Linked DNA regions of Homo sapiens: region 2 is linked to region 1. A link is an interaction called in ENCODE POLR2A ChIA-PET data of the cell type or tissue named here. Cell type or tissue: endothelial cell of umbilical vein. All regions are shown on one strand. Links, peaks and the distances in the headings refer to the core of each region. The heading gives the core; the rest is flanking DNA. Region 1 overlaps FRMD5 (FERM domain containing 5). Region 2 overlaps FRMD5 (FERM domain containing 5).

What was found. ChIA-PET counts read pairs that join two places held together with the same protein. Peaks named below come from ENCODE experiments on the same cell type or tissue, not always from the same donor. Only the 100,000 strongest peaks of a DNase experiment are listed, where the experiment ranks them.
Region 2: POLR2A ChIA-PET joins it to region 1 with 13 read pairs; 4 of 35 experiments call an interaction of 5 or more read pairs at or near these places.

What each region holds. Positions count from the first base shown.
Region 1 is chr15:44,099,426-44,108,364 of GRCh38, forward strand. All of the region lies in intron 1 of FRMD5 (FERM domain containing 5), which reads right to left. Among named protein-coding and RNA genes, the nearest start is that of FRMD5, 91 kb to the right of the region's middle. In endothelial cell of umbilical vein, for the core only: no CTCF peak of the experiment used is centred there; a DNase peak (open chromatin) is centred at 3,526; H3K27ac peaks cover 1,567 bases.
Region 2 is chr15:43,950,021-43,958,959 of GRCh38, forward strand. All of the region lies in intron 1 of FRMD5 (FERM domain containing 5), which reads right to left. Among named protein-coding and RNA genes, the nearest start is that of WDR76, 130 kb to the left of the region's middle. In endothelial cell of umbilical vein, for the core only: no CTCF peak of the experiment used is centred there; no DNase peak of the experiment used is centred there.

The DNA of each region.
Region 1 (8,939 bases), core at 364-8,363:
GGTGGTAATGTCCAAGTAATCTCTTTGACACACATGAATTCCCATCATATGATTATGAAAAAGGAGACTGTTAAAACTGAAAAAAAAATGTGGAAACTGCAATCATGGGTTCTGGAGAATGGAAGGAAGAAGTGAATTTGGGATTCTTGGCCCCTATTTTGATTCATATCATTATTCTATTATCTGTTCCTCAAAATTTGCTTGGCATCCTGACTCCCTCAAGAGAGATGGAGATTGTTTGTTGCCAAGGGCCACCAGTATCCAAGATACAAAAAGATACATCTTTTATCCTCTACTTGCAAGTACCATAAAGAGGCCAGCTCTGGGGTACTTTTAGGCTTGCTATGGAGGCAGCCACAACACTATCTCTGGCACTAGAAATACATCTGAACAATCTGGAATTAATTATAGAGTTGCAAAGAATTCCACAACATCTAAAAAGATAAGCTTGTATGAGTTCAACCGAACTATTCTGATTAAGCAATTTTTGCTAGCTTTCCTTCTTTCTGATTTAACCCAGAGCATTTAACAAGCACTCTGAAAGCCCCCCTACACTCTGAGTCTAGCCACACAAAAGCTGAAATCCAGTCATCCTGACTGTATCTAATAGCTTCTTCTTCTCTTTTTTTTTTTTTTTTTTTTTAAGATGGAGTTTCGGTCTTGTCTTGCCCAGGCTGGAGTGTGGTGGCATGATCTCGACTCACTGCAGCTTCCACCTCCCGGGTTCAAGTGATTCTCCTGTCTCAGCCTCTCAAGTAGCTGGGACTACAGGCATGTGCCACCACACCCGGCTAAATTTTTTTTTTTTTTAAGTAGAGAGGGGGTTTCACCATGTTGTCCAGGCTGGTCTTGAGCTCCTGACCTCAGGTGATCCACCCGCCTTGGCCTCCCGAAGTGCTGGGATTACAGGCATGAGCCATCGTGCCAGGCCAACTAATAGCTTCTTAATCACAGTTTTGCATCCCAACTCTCCACATTGTCACCTAGCAGCAAATGGAATCCACAGCACTATAAATAATTAGTGTATGTCAAACTGCTCATAAATGCATTAAGATTACTAATAAAGAAGCACATACCCTATGAATACAGTATACTTCCTCCTAGTACAATATTTAAAAATACAAGCTGTTGACAAGCTGCTCCTCTGAACTAAAAACCACTTCTACATTATTAATATTAGTGACCTCACATGGGACCCAAGCTCTCTTGTAACAACAGAAAGTGACAACCATCAATGAGACACAGTGCAAGGAGGTGCTATCTCCCAAGGCAGATGTGAACCACAGATAGCTTGACTTCTGAGACTAAGATTCTTTTTCTTTACCTCCCAAAGAAGTTGCTGTATGGAAAGAAACCCGGTTTTTCTGAATTCTTTTTATTCATTAGACTAAATGGCCTAAACAAGGGAACTAGTTCCTGCAGCTAGAAATAAACTAGTCTTGGGGCCAGGCACAGTGGCTCACGCCTGTAATCCCAGCACTTTGGGAGGCCGAGGCAGGTGGATCACGAGGTCAAGAGATCGAGACCATCCTGGCCAACATGGTAAAACCCTGTCCCTACTAAAAATACAAAAATTAGCCGGGTGTGATGGTGCACGCCTGTAGTCCCAGCTACTCGGGAGGCTGACGCAGGAGAATCCCTTGAACTCAGGAGGCGGAGGTTGCAGTGAGCCGAGATCGCGCCACTGCACTCCAGCCTGGGCAACCAAGTGATACTCCATCTCAAAAAAAAAAACAACAAACAAACAGAAAAGAAAAAAGAAAAGAAGGAAATAAACTAGTCTTTCCCACTCTGTGATGCCAGGGTGGAGAAGTCAGCTTTGTGGCCTGGCAGCTATTCACATGATTCTGAGGGGCTTTCCCCCAGAAAGAATATAAAGCAAGCTTGTGGATAGCAGGCAGGGTATGAAATCAAACCAAATCAAGTACAAATGTCACAAGATACACATCTTTCCCAAAATGTAGGCATAGTAGAGTATCTTAAACACTGTAAAACAATACTAACTCCATAGCCTCATTAACTAACCTACTTACTATGTATTTCTTGTTGCTAATTCCCTTGGGTGCCTCTGGATTCCAGGCCTCTTACAGATGATTCTGAAACTCCTATGAAGGTGAAAATAGACTTATCATGAAAGCTGGTAAGCCTGCTTCTTTTGGATCTTTTCTATAAATGACAATGAATGTACTTGTTCCCAAGGTGAGGATGAACAAACATAAGATGATGAGTACTGTTGTTACTTCACAAGTAGATACATTCCAGGTCCTAGGCAACTTTTACTATATTTTGCAGATTACTCTTAGTTCTTTCTAAATCTCTAGGGATGGAGCCTGTTACTAAAGGAAAGGTGGTTATGACATTGTTTCCTCTGAGAATGATGCCTGAACCAACTCTATCAGAAACACCTGGGTGCTTTTCAAAAACACAGATTCCTGGGCCCAACTTTAAGACAGTTTAAATCACAGATTTGGAGGTGTTCCAGAAATCTATTTTAAACCGCTACCAAAGTCTAGAAACTCTGGCTTAAGGTATTGCAGGGTTGAAAAGCTTTGGACTATTGACTAGTTGAAAGCCATGTAATTTATTCTTATGGTGACTGCCGTATCACACTCAATGGCAGAAGCAGTCCACTTGGCACCATTATCCATTCTTTGCATACCTTTAACCTCTTGGACATATCCACTCCCCTGGACCACAAGGTCTAAATACAAACCAGATGCAGTTGATCATGCACTGGCATGTAGAACCTTCAGAGAATACTCTGATTAGAGAATGTGAGGAATGTGTAGTTCAATGCAAGAAACAAAGATGAATCAGCTGAAAGGTAAGAAGTAAGCCTGGATGCTACAGTGTGAAAAATATAGTCAAATCCAACAAGCATCAGTTGAGTTCCACTCAAGGAAAGATTGAGTTCTGAGAAGGAAGGAGTTGTCAGGAATATTATCACATAAAGTTAAGTCAAAAGAGGACAGAAGGTTTTGGCATGAAGGAGGTCCTCAATCTAAGAATGTACTTCTGGTAAACGGATCTGACAAATCAATGGAAATAAAAGCTAATTGAAACAGGGCTGTGGAGAAATCAGGGTATGGAAATGAAGATCTCACAAACAGACTACTCTTCCATAGGAAAAGGAAAGAAAGAAATTGTCCTAGCTTGGAATTAAATATAGTGTTTGTTTGAAGATGGGAGGCTTTTCAGGAGTTCCCAAGCAGACTTTCATTCTGCCTGCAGAACAAAAGGGTAAGGGCTCAAAAGCTACCATGTAAGAGTTCAAAAAGCCTCCCAGTCCACAGCCTACCCAAACCACTAACCAAATGGATGGTCAGAGTTGGACCTAAGGTCTCACTGACTCACTTGGGAATCACTTAGACAAGCAACAGTATAACAAAACTGGCTGGACTCCCAGCTGTTCACTGTGTGTGCCTGAATGAGTAAACAAATCAGAAAGGCTCACTAGTCACAGCCTTCTGCTCTGAGGCTTGGAGACCTAAAAGGAATGAAAAGGGGAAATTGATAAAAGGAGATGACAGCTTTGGAACAAAAGCCTTGCCTACACTCATAACCTTGGGTACTAGGAGAGGGAAAGGAAGGAATTCCAAAAGTCATGGTAGGGAGATTTTCCTCCTATTATTCAAAGAAAGGAGGACACACATGGTCAATTAGGAAGAAAAACCTCTTTGTGCCTGATACATTGGATGCATTGTCCTCATGCCATTTGCCCTAATGTAAGAATAGTCTTGGGAACACAGCCAGCATGAGTGTCCACTTGACTCATTAGCTGCAACAGTACCAGTCTCTGAGAACTTGTCAGGTCAGTATAGAAGGAGCTCTGTCAGAATCCAAAGTTTCTCCAGAAAGAAGGAAGAAGGAATTAAATATTAATAAAATGGTAAAAGATATAGAGGATTTTTACCTTCAAAGGAAAAAATCATTCTATTCAAATTAGGAAGGAGTTTTATGGAATAGTTTTGATTAGACATATACTGGTAAAATGTAGTCTTTGGCGTTTTACCTTCCCTCACAACATGTATTTTCAAAGTTTTCAATATTCAAGTTATCACTCTAACTGTTGAAATACAGATAGATCAAACAGCTTTATAGAGGGATAACTCATATGCCATACAATTCATCTATTTAAAGTGTATAATTCAGTGGGTTTTGGTACATACATAAGGTTGTGCGACCTTTGCCATAATCAACTTTAGAACATTTTCATCACCCCAAAAAGAAATCCTCCCATATCCATTAGCAAGCAATCATTCCCCATTTCCCAACTTCCTTCTTCCCCAGTCTTGGAAAACCATTAATCTACTTTCTGTCTCCATGGATTTGCCTATGCAGTTATGCAGCTCATACAACATTTTGGTCAACAATGGATCTCATATATGACAGTGGTCCCATAAGACTAAAAGGAAGCTGAAAATTCTTATTGCCTAGTGGTGTCATAGCCATCATAATGTAATGCGTTACTCATATGTTTGTGATGATGCTGGTGTAAACAAACCTACTGCAATGCCAGTCATATAAAAGCATAGCACATATAATTATGTACAGTAAATAACACTTGATAATAGCAATGACTATTACTGTTTTATGTATTATTATACTATACTTTTTATCATTAACCATGTGTGTTATTTCCCCTGAAGACCTTCCAGTGGGACAAGATATGGAGATTGAAGACAGTGATAATGATGATCCTGACCTTGTGTACGCCCAGGTTAATGTGTGTTTGCCTTAGTTTTTAACAAAGTTTAAAAAGTAAAAATAAATTTTAAATAGCGAAAAGCTTATAGAATATTTTTAAATGTTTTTGTACAACTGTGCAATGTGTTTATATTTTAAGCTAGGTGTTATTATAAAAGAATCAAAAAGTATAAATATTCTAAAAGTTCATGAAGTTACAGTAAGCTGAGCTTAATTTGTTATTGAAGAAAAAAATTTTTACATAAATTTAGTGTAGCTTAAGTGTACAGTGTTTATTAAATCCATAGTAGTGTACATCAATGTCTGAGACCTTCATATTCATTCACCACTCACTCACTGATTCATCCAGAGCAACTTCTAGTCCTGCAAGCTCTATTCATGGTAAGTGTCCCATATAGGTGTACCATTTTTAATGTTTCATACGTTAAAGATGTTTGATGTTTTACTGTACTTTTTTATGTTTAGATACCCAAATACTTACCATTGTGTCCCAACTGCCTATAGTATTCAGTACAGTAACATGCTATACAGGTTTGTAGCCTAAGAGCAATAGGCTATACCACATAACCTGGGTAGTATATATAGTAGGCTATGCCATCTAGGGTTGTGTACACTCTATGATGTTCACACAACAAAATCACCCTATTCTCAGAACATACCCTGTTGTTAAGTAATGACACATGACTGTAACTGGAATCATACAATATGTAGTCTTCTCGATTGGTTTCTTTCATTTAACATAACGTTTTCGAGGCTCATCCATGTAGAAAACATATATTTCTTTTTATTGGCAATATTGCATTATATGGATATACCACACTTTATTTATTCATTTCTCAGCTGACAGATATTTGGGTTACTTCCACTTTTTGGCTATCATGAATAATGCTGATAAAACTTTCATAGTAGTACCATACATGGTAGTAAAGAGCCTATATCACTCAAATTCTTTTCTTTTTTTTTTTTTTTTGAGACAGGGTCTCACCCAGGCTGGAGTGCAGTGGCACAGTTACAACTCACTGCAGCCTCGATGTCCCAGGCTCAAGTGATCTTCTCACCTCAGCCTCTTGAGTAGCTGGGACCACAAGCGCGCAACACCTCGCCCAGCTAATTTTTGTATTTTTTGTAGAAACAGGGTTTTGCCATGTTGCCTAGGCTGGTGTCTAACTCATGGGCTCAAGTAATACACCTGCCTCAGCCTCCCAAAGTGCTGAGATTACAAGTGTGAGCCACTGTGCCCAGCTCAAATTATTTCAAAGGTGTGGAAGGCAAAATTTCTTTAAAACACCTGTGCTATTCAAGGTGCCATCCTAGAAGCAGAGTGACCAAGGCGCTAACTTACTGATCTTGAACTTCCCAGACTGTGGGAAATACATTTCTGTTCTTCATTTTTTTTAGTGTGCTAGTTGTAGGAAACCATCAGTTAGATTTAAATGGTGGCAATAAAAATGATGCAGATTTGGTAACATGTTTTGTCATTTATACTGAGTTGAGAATTTAAAGGTTTAGAGTTCACTTTACTACTATTTATTTGTAGCTTGTCATTTTTCCTTTCATGCCTGTACTGCTTTTAGCTCTATTAGTTCTCAACTTAGTCTTTAAAAAAATGGACCTATTTTTTACCTTCATTAGCTTCGACAAGAAAACCCATAATTACTACTGCCCATTAGAACTAAATGGATGGTGAGTATTTACCACACAATTTCTTCTTATTAAGCTCACTACAGTTGCCCCTTGGGGACTGGTTCCAGGAACCCCCACAGATACCACAATCCAAATGTTCAAGTCCCTTATATAAAATAGAGTAGTATTTGCATATAAGCTAGCACGTCCTCCTATATACTTTATCTTTCTGGGTTACTTATAATACCTAATACAATGTAAATGTATGTAAATGGTTGTTTAACTGTATTGGTTTTTTATTATTTTTTCTTGTTTTTTTCCTAAACATTTTCCATCCACAGTTGGTTGAATCCATGGCTGTACGATGTTTTAAAAAGTACGGTTACATTCTGTTTCCTAAGAAAACACTTAACTGTATTTTTCTGTTTACAAATGGGTCTGATACCCAATAATTAAAATTATTTTAATAAGCCAAATTCTTCATGCATAGAAAGACGAACTAATACCACATATGTGCTCAAAAATAAATAAATAAATAAATGTGGGGTTTCCCTTTAAGGATAGAGTCTAAACTCCTAAAAGGCTAAAACTGACTCTCTAAGAACTGTTCCCTGCCATATCTCCAGCCTCATTGCCACTACTCTTTAAACCCACCCTGCATGCAGTAACAGAGGCCTGCTTGTGTTTGCCTGTACATATTGCACTCTTTGCTTCCCTGTCTTTGCTCCTGCTGCTTCGTCTAGAAGGCCTCCTACAACCATCCTTCACCTGCCTCATTCTGATTTTTAAAATAATTGGTTCAGTGGTCACCTCCTCTAGGAAGGCTTAATAAATGTGGTTCCAGCCTCTCACTGACCCCTCCCCTATCACCAGTAACATAATCACAAGTTAAGTATACTTCCCTCTGGACTCCCGTGGTGTGTAAGATCTCTGCACTTACTGACTCCAACTGTACTTATCCTTTGAGAAGTATGTCTTCACCTCTAAACTGTGAGGCAAAGTTCTGCCACCGATTCTACACAACTAGTACTGGGACTGAAAATACAAAGCTGCTTAATAAATGTTTTTAGTTTGCTGATGAAATACATTAGCCATTCTCAAACTTTTTGGTCTCAGGACCCCTTTACACTGCTAAAAATGACTGAGAACATCAATGAGCTTTGTTTATGTGGATGATATATGGTATATTTTTACCATTTTAGATGTTTAAACTGAGAAATTTTTAAAATATGCATCAATTCAAGAAAAGAAAAGTTAATAAATAACCCTTAGCATTTTTTGAAAATATCTGTGACTCCAAGGACTCTCTGAAAGGGTGTCAGGGACCACCCAGGGCCCCAGCACAATGGTATTGTGGGTTGTTTGTTTCACAAATTACAAAATGTATTTTCATTCACAAACGAAATATTTGAGAAGGTTGATAGGCAAATGAAAAGATATAAAGGAAGGGAAGGGGGATACAACCTTAACCATAGCTAGAGAAAATAGCTGAGGACAGAGAGGCAAAGCCAAGGAAGAGTGGTAATAAAGTAGTATAAACATCACCAGTCTTAGGAAAAATAATAAAGAAGCTAAAAGTAATTCTGTACCAACAAAACCAAAAACAGGAACGACACAGAAGGACAAAAGTCTGAACGAAACCTTAAGTAAAAATTGATCTTTTGGGTAGGAAATGTACCACTTTAACAATTCTATTCCACACAACTCCCATCTTTTTATCTTTCTCAGTCCTCATATGCTCTTTATTACACATCTCTTCTGCCTCTTTTGGATATCTATTCTCTCTTGATTTGTAGTTATCAGCCGAAAAATGCTGCTCAAAGGTTATATGATTAGAGGGGGGAAAGCAACAGCTCTCATGAAGCTGCATGATTGGAATTCAACTGATAAATTTTTTAACATTCCATTAAAATATAAAAAATGTTAATGAGATTTTAAAATTAGAAATGCTGAAGTTATTTTTACATGCTGAAAATACATTAAAAATTACTGTTCTTAAAATATGCTGCATAAAGGCCAGGATTGGAAAGTAATTTGGATTTGGCTATTGTGCTAGGGTGGTAGAATTACAGATGATTTAAATTACTTCTTTAATTTTGTTATATCATTGCTCCTACAGCAACAAAAGCCACAGAAATATGACAATTAATTCTCAATTTCCATATGCCTTTGGTCCTTTCTACAGACTTTTCAGGGATGTGCAATTGGTTTGGATTTTGTTAAGTAGTCATGTGCACTGAGGTCAAAAGCTTAAAGTCTAGACCAGGGGTAAACAAATTATAGACTAAACCAAACTGAGCCCTCATACAGTTTTTGTATAGCCCTCAAGCTAAGAATGGTTTCTTACATTTTTAAAAGGTATAAAAACAAAACAAAATTAAAAAAGAATAATAGACAAAAGAAATTGTAAATAGTCTGCTAAACTGAAAATACTTACTGTCTGGACTTTTATTTTTAACAGTCTCCCTTGCCAGGTGCAGTGGTGCACACCTGTAGTCACAGCTACTGGAGAGGCTGAGGTGGAAGGATCAGAGGATCACCTGAGCCCCGGAGTCCAAAGCCAGAGACTCTGAGATCTCTTTAAAAAAATAAAAATAAAAAAAATAAGG
Region 2 (8,939 bases), core at 467-8,466, 150 kb before region 1:
CAGTTTCTTGAACTGCTTCCTTCTTCCTTCTTGGTATGCAGGAAGGCTAGAGGTTGTCCTACACTGCATCTGGGCAGGCTCTGGTTACAAATTCAGGCCCACTGCTCAGTGGTCTCAGCCCTCCTAGCTGAGGTACTGGTGGAATGGTGCAGCCTCTGAAGAAACCCATTCAGATCTCTGCCCTAGAGGCCATGTGTATTAGATGTGCTTCTGTACAACCGGGAAGGTGGATAGGTGAACGAAGGAGTAGGGTGTGACCAAGGAGGGACATATGCCTCCTTTAATGAGATCCTAAATTCAATCCTATTTTCCTCAATAAAAAGGGAGCAGGCCATTGTCTGGGGAGGAAAATTGGTTTCATGCTTTAAAACACGCATTCACATAGACAAACAGCCATGCTTAAACTACGATAGACTGAAAGCTGATGACAAGTCCTTGGGGATGATGATTCTATAGTCTCTCTTCAGCTACCTCAGGCATACTTGGAAATACATTTGCATTCACACCCATTCCTGTGGGCAGGGATGCATTAAGAGAGACACCGACTGAGCCTCTCTTAACCTCAGTTTCACCTGCAGCTCCTAAATAATGTGGGCAGAGGCCAAGCGTTCCCATTCAATGGATCTGAGTCCCCAGAGTGAGCTCAGCTTGGGACCTGGCATCCTGAGATGATGAAGAGAATTTTGACAATAAGGCACAGCTGGGACATCCTTACCAGCGACAGCAAACCCCAGATTCTAAAATGGTTTACTCCAGCTGCCTTGCTCAGTGCTATTTTAATAACCGGAGAGGCTGGCTGTTTAACAGTTGAATGCTTCCCCTGCCATCATTTTGGTACTTTGATTACAGGCAAAGTGACACTGACTTTTAACAACAGGGATATATAGTCTTCAATATAATGCCCCTTATATCAATGGAGGATGATTAATCTTGGTTTCTTCCCTCGAAATGCGGTGTGAGACCAGATAACAAAATTCAGGTGGGCCAGTCAGAAGATCTACAGAGGAAATGATCAAATCAGGTAATTAGCATATGCATCACCTGAAACATTTATCATTTCTCTGTTTTGAGAACATAAAAATCTGTTCTTCTACCATTAGAAAATATACAATAAATAGTGCCAGGCGTGGTGGCTCACACCTATAATCCCAGCACTTTGGGAGGCCAAGGTGGGCAGATCAGAAGGTCAGGAGATCGAGACCATCCTGGCTAATACGGTGAAACCCTGTCTGTACTGAAAATACAAAAAAAATTACCCGGGCATGGTGGCGGGCACCTGTAGTCCCAGCTACTCGGGAGGCTGAGGCAGGAGAATGGTGTGAACCCAGGAGGCGGCACTTGCAGTGAGCCAAGATCGCGCCACTGCACTCCAGCCTGGGCCACAGGGTGAGACTCCATCTCAAAAAAAAAAAAAAGAAAAGAAAATATATAATAAATTGCTGTTGATTGTAGTTGCCCTATAATGCTATAGAACACTAGAACTATAATGAAAAATATTTTATAAAGAAAATAATTCATAGTGCTCTTAGACTTCAAATACCAAACAGATTATGCTCTGGATAATTAAGAATGGATTACTGAATTCCCCACACACCAGATAATATGTGTGAAAGTAAGTCATGCACAGTACAGTGGTATAACTGTATTAGATGTTATTGTCCTTTAATGCTTTTGAGCCTTAAACTGCTGTATTAGCAAACTACTTAGGATAGCTCTTGTTTGTTGTGATGAGTGATGCTCAGCAAGGCTGAAGGGACAATTCACATGCCATCAACCAAAAACAACCTTACATTAAACAAGGACTTGCCTGCTACTTTTCTGAAAATGAACGAACAACAACACAAGACAAATTCTCCCCTGACCAGGCCTCTCTTACATCTTGGGTGGAAGGCTAAACCTGCTAAGGGGACACATTTTTTTGGGCCCGAGTCTGTATGTGCATGTGTGTGTGTGTGTGTGTTGTGTGTGTGTGTGTGTGTCTGTGTGTGTGTGTGTGTGTGTGTGTGTGTGTGTGTGTGTGTTTCAGAGTTGCCATGTGGTCAAACTGCCATAGACTGTCCCATCCAAGCTGAACAAGTAGCTCTCCTAGGAGGGGTAAAAAACAAACAACGATCTGCTCAGCACAGCGAGCAACTTCCTCACCAGGTGGGAAAATCTGGACCTGCCTCATAATGATTTTCTGTCATGCCCCACATAAGCAAATGCTGCACTAAATATACATCCCAAATACATTCTATCAGGGAGCTGGAGCAACACCAGTATTTATGCTCAGGCTAATGTTCTATTACAGGGATTATACTCAACTGAAATAAAATGAATATTCTCTAGCACAACCCAATTGTTCTTTATACAGTTTTTAATGAGATTCCGCCCAGTGTCACAGCAGTACTTATGTAATTACTCTATATAACTCTGCCAGCAAGAAGGGAATGAAATCTCCTTATCAGGGTATTGCAAACCAATAACACCTCAGCAGCCAGTCTCTTTCCATGCGCTGCTGCATTTTGGATAGTCTGGGAGCACGGCCATCATGCAGAGGGAACGCTTGGGTGACCAAGGCTTCAGCACTGCAGACTCGCTTCCAGGAATGAACACTGCACTTTCTTGAGATTTCCCAAGAAAACATATGAAAAGAAAGCGAGCCTGCAGCTTCTGAGCTGTGTCCTCTTCAATTGGGATGTTCAAAGGGGCATGTGTGGCCAGTATGCAGCCATGCGGTCAGCACGCAGCTTTTGTCAGAGGCTGCTGAAGGCAGCTTTGCTGGAACTCTGGAATAATCCACCCAGGAAGGGAAGTGAATGGGAGAAGAGGCAGATGCAGATGAAAAATTATTTGTTTGGCTCCTTGAGGAAAACTGTAAGTCAGCAGAAAGCAGAATTGAGAAAAAAAGTGCAGCTGAGAAAGAGGCTAATCTGGTCCTGAGAAATTATCTAAATTAGGAAGATAGCCTCTGCCATCCACTGCTGAAGAACCCCAGAAGCCAGGGGCTAGACCTCGAGCAGTTCCACTAAGGCTTTGTCCTGTGGTCCTAAGAATGACTTTTTCTCTACTGGTAATTCCGCTTTAGATGTGATAGGAGCCTTGAGCTGCCCCAGGGGCTATGAAATCCAAGAGCACAGCACAGGGACTTCCCCTCTACCCCAATGTCCAGTGAAGGAATTCAGTCAGAAGGACTTAGCAGCATAGTCTTGGTATCTGCTAAAGAGTTCTCAGGGCTTTCCCAGGGGAGCAAAACTGCACAGATTCTGCAAGGTAAAACATGGAGGAAGGACAGGACCATTGCATCACAAAGTCCTTGCTGGCTGCTTTCTGGGATTTTCTCTGGTAGCATCCCCATCCCTCAAGCATGGCTCAATCCTTGGTGGTGGAGATGGGTGGGAGAGGGAGCAGAATTAGGAAGCAAGCATCACTCCTACTCCACAACCAAAAGAAAATCAGCAATGAGAAGAAGGCTTGGTCAGATAGCAACAGGAAAACATAAATGAAGAATCACTACTGTTATGGCCTACATTGTAGACATTGTTCTTTACAGTCAGACCATATCGCTCACTAAGCCTTGTTGCAGAACTAGGAGAACTATGGTAGATCCTTCTTTGATCTTTACCACAGCTATCCCTCACAACCACTTCCCTCACAACAATAAAAACCTCACACCTTAGCTATAATTTACACTCCTGTGCCAACAGAGAGTGATAACAGGTTTCCACAAGGTACTTGTCATCTGTTACCTCCATGGGTGGTATTATTTGCACTTAATTGTGTTAATAGTTAAGACTCTAGTAATAAAAATAACCTTCAAAAGGTATTCTCAGCTATGATGTGACTTTACAGCCTTAGACACAAAATTCATGGAGACCAGTAGGATGGGTATTCTTCCTACTTTATAAATGAAGAAAAAATAACTCACAGATGTTAAATGACTGCCTGAAGTTTATGGCACAGTTTAAACTGGTTCCCAGGTTTCTTGATCCTTACCCAAGTCCTCATTCTATGAAAAAGTTCTGTGCTACCTGGGTAGAATGATCATTACAAGAGAAATCTGCCAGAGCTGAGCTGCACGTGAGGGAAAGCAAGCTACCTGGCCAAGCCCTGTCGATGCCCAGATTCAATTAAATATCATCAGGAAAGGGCTATTCAGTTTGTGCATTTCTCATCTCTTCTGCTCTCACGCTTTCCCTGGGGGCTGGCACAGAACTGCACAGACTGTGATTCAGGACGTTCTTCTGGGCCAGAGATGCTTCTGCCTGTTTGCTTACCCAGGAGACGAAGGCCTGCTGGAGGGCTGAGACCCAAAGCAGATGGGCAAGCTCATCACTGCACTGGGTACTGTCCTGGCCCACAAAGGCACCATGTGATAGTGACTCAAAGGTTATATTTACAGACCCCAAATTATTCAGTGCCTGTATATGCTTCCCTACTTCAAATGTAGGGGATGAGTGACAGGACAAAGTGAGAGCTGGGTGGCCAAAGTAAGATGAGTAATAGTGAAGGGCAGGCATAAAGATGACTCTCACCCAACACCATCCCAAAATGTGTAGGTGATAATGTGTGCGAGGGGAAAGGGGTTGACTCATCCTGGTTTGCCATATCTGAACAACAAGTATGACATTTTACTTAGCATTTCCATAGCATCTCTTTCTACAGAGCTTGGCGCTTGCCACATCCACCTTCTCTTGGCCTGATGAAATACCCTTGTTTAACAGGGGATCAGAGGGAGCAATCCATGCCCTTTAATAAGACTGTCCCTATCATCCTGCAAAGCCTCAGATGAAATCTACCTTACATGAGATAAGTGATATAAAGTGCTACAGTGCTTAGTACAGCACCTAGCACTCTTCGTTTAACAGCTATTTCTTGTATGTGCTAGATGATATGCTGAGCATTTTACATAGTAAATAATCAGAAAATGGAAGCTATTATAATAATTATTATCTAAAGGGAGTATGCCTCCTGTTCCTACATGCTCCCATTGCAAATCAAGCTCCTTTTGATTGTGGAACACAGGAGAAAAAAATGTCATTTTACTGTTTATGTGAGTAAATTTATTTGCCTTTGATGTATCTTGCTAAAATAAAATTTGTCCTCAGCCTTAGGTACACTGTAAATGCATATGAAGTAACAAGAATTTTCTCAAAGTCTCAACTCTTTAACACGGTCTCTCCTTTGTGCACAGGGATGTAACCAAAAAGCTAAACACAGGGCACTCCTCACCCTTGGAAAGTCACTTCCCAACATGGTACCCAAAGAGACATCTTGAAAGAGACATGCACAGTTATGTGCTCCCTCTCCAGGGAACAGTCTTCTCCAGTGGATGTGAAACAGGCTGTGGCAGCTGCTTAGTATCATTAGACCAAGGGCAAGTCACCTGCTCTCTCAGGCTTAAAATAAAGTTATCATCTCAAGCCAAAAATACTCAGCATTTGGCCAATAAAAGAAAGCCAATGAAGGCCCAGTTATCACAAGGGATTTCTTATTGATGAGATTTCTACAGTGAATAACTGAAAGTGTGATTTGTATGCATGTATGGCATTATGGAGAAGTTGATGAAAGCCAACTGCTTTGTGAAAAGGGCCATTTTGTGTGTGTGTGTGTAGATCAGCAAACCATCAAACCTGAATAAGTTTGTTTTTGTTAAGCACACAATTTCTTAATACATTTCATAAGCAATCAACCTCTGAGTGAAGAACATTAGCCTCCAATAAAAGAACAAATTATTCTTCTATATGTTCCATGTTTTCCAATGAACTGTCTCTATTCTGGTTATAATCAAGTAAAAGGCACCCACTTCAGAGATTTTTTTTTTTTTAGGGCATGGTCCTTGGCTATACAAGAGAACCAAAATGTTTTCAGAGTTTCAGATGATAACTGAGGATCCATTTGGGGTTCTGGTTTTTTGGTGGAAGTTTACCACAGGTAAGACAAAAACATAAGGCTAAGTAACTAGTACATGCAAACAAGGACCACTTATAAAATCACTCATAGCTGTACTTATTCAAGCCCTGGATAAAAAGGGAAGGCTCATACTCACTATTTCGACTAATAATTTGAATATGATTCTATCACACTTAGAGTAGATCCATTTCCAGCCTAATGCTTGGTTTTCTCTAATCTTGTTTATTCTTAATTGACACAATAATCTTTAGGCAGGATAAGGTATTTTCTCTCATAAATTTATAAACCTTTACAAAAGAAATTACTTTGCGGAAATTACTTCAAATGTCAAGTAAGTCAAGGAACTTAATCTTGGAATTATGTTTCTATTTTTAATGTTTTAATCCAGACACAGCTTTTTTTCCCTAAGTCTCCTCAAGTATTGAAGGTACTAAATCAGCTCTCATACAAACAGCTCTTCAGAAGGGAAATAATTGGAATTTTCTTCCTCATTTAGTTCTTTTAAATTCAACTACTTTGAGGGAAGATATAAAAATAAATAAATAAAATCAAATTGATTAAAATACACATGATGTGAGACGACTTTTTTTTTGCTCTAGTGTTCAACATCTTAATTAGAAACACCTGCTCAATTAAGAAAAATAGATTGAATGGAGAAATCTCAAAAAGTCATTCAGTCTATGACCCTGCTCTTGGGTCACGGGTTAACTAAAGCATCTCTAAAATGTAATTGCCTATATTAGTGTTTCTTAATCAACTTTGCAACACTCCAAGGCATTAAACAAAATGAATTTTAAATCATTTTACTTGTTAAAGCTGCTCATATGTACGTGTGTCCATCCAGAAAGGCTGGAAATGATGAGTTCATGAATTTCAGAAGAAGTAAAGCAAGGAGGGGATTACTGATGTTCATTGATAGCTGGCCATTGGTTAGACAACTTAATGATTGGGCCTTTTCTCTTTTGTCTCTACAAAGTTGACTGTACTGCAATCCCATTTCTTCCAATTCTATCATCTATGAAAATGAAGATTTACCATCATCTACCTTTTATTTATTCTTTTATAGATAATATCCACAGGTAGTTAAGTCAGCCTTTTTAAAGGGAGTATCTTCCCCTATCATCCCTTTAAAAAACTGATTTATATAACGTTTTATAATTTGCAAAGTACATATTCACAAAAATCCTCAGAAATTTAAAAATTATTCTTAACCTTGTTTACAGATGTGAGAACTGAGTGAGGTCATGTGTCACCTATTAAAATATTTGTGATAATTTCTTTCTTTCTTTTTTTTTCTTTTTGAGTTGGAGTCTGGCTCTGTCACCCAGGCTGGAGTACAGTGGTGAGATCTTGGCTCCCTGCAACCTCTACCTCCCAAGTTCAAACAATTCTCCTGCCTTAGCCTCCCAAGTAACTGGGATTACAGGTGCCCACCACCATGCCTGACTAATTTTTTGTATTTTTAGTAGAGACAGGATTTCACCATGTTGGCCAGGCTGGTATCAAACTCCTGACCTCAAGTGATCCACCTGCTTTTGGTCTCCCAAAGTGCTGGGATTATGGGTGTGAGCCATTAAGCCCAGCCTCTGATAATTTCTAGTTAGTTAGGTGGCTAGAAAATGTTGAGCCAGGGGCTCAAGCCCAGGCTTTCAATTTCTAATCTTTGGTTCTCTCCACTGTTCTGTATTAGCCTCTCAGAAGGTATTCAGACATTTGTATTACCTGATTTAGTTTTTCTCAGTGCTTTTAAGCCATGCAGCCCCAAACTAAAGTAACACTCCAGTAATGTGCAGTGAAAGCATTATCACTTTTATTTTGAATGTTGTGCTCTTGACAGTCTTTTAAAAGAGCCTCTTTCATTGATTATTAATTCAACTACCAGTCTGCTTTTATTCTTAATCATTTTTCCTGTGTTTCCTTGTTGCTAGCAAGCAAGTCAGTATCCTTGCATACTTACTTAATTTACTCTTCCTCCTTAACACACAGACCACTTACTGAGTCTTTACTGTGGGCGAGACACTATGCTTATGTCATTTTCACATAACTCCACAAGGTATATATCATTAACCTATTTTGCAAATGAACAACCTGAGGCTCAGAAAGGTCAAGTGTGTGTAACCTATTATTTTTTTGAATATATCTAAGAGAATCTGAATTTTGTCTTTCAGGTTTTTCTTGGTCTTATTTATGATACAGTGTATACTCCCCTTTTCTTAATTAAAGAAGCACTAAATGTCATTCCAAATAATGACTCATTTGTGCATACACTAGGACCCAGAATATAAGATAAGCTGCCCATGTAGTTTCATGGCTAACACAGTGGTCAGCACACAGGTGCTGAATAATGTACTGAGAGCTGCTCATGCCTTTGAGGACCATGCCTTAGAGTACCATTGATGGACTGAAAATATAAGAAAAAACAATCTAGAAAGAAAAAAAAATGAAAAAGGCAAAAGACAGAAGAGAAAGAAGGGGGAGATGGTTCTGTAGCCTCTGAAGTAAATTTTTGTTTTTTTGTTTTTTTGTTTTTGAAACAAGGTCTCACTCTGTCGCCCAGGAGCGCAGTGGCAACATCACAATCACGATCGTGGCTCATTGCAGCCTCTACCTCTGGGGCTCAGGTGATCTGCCCACCTCAGCCTCCTGAGTAACTGGGACTACAGGTGTGTGTCACCATGTCTGGCTATTTTTTTGTAATTTTTTTCGAGACAGGGTTTTGCCATGTTGTCCAAGTTGGTCTCGAATTCCTGGACTCAAGCAATCTGCTCACCTCCGCTGGGAGACCTTGGCCTCTCAAAGTTCTGGGGTTACAGGCGTGAGCCACCCTGCCCAGCTGGTAAATGCTTTTTAAAAGGAAGATTCATTGCTTTACATTCTATACTCAAGTTCTTATTAGTACTCCTATTGCTTGAGCTCCTGTTCTTTCCCGTGTGGTGGTCTCTATGGCTATGTCACAAAGGTGGTGACAGACTCCTTAGAAACAGAAACAAACAAGTATTCAACTGTGTGCATCTCTGCTGGCCATTTGTGTCATTCCAGCCCACACC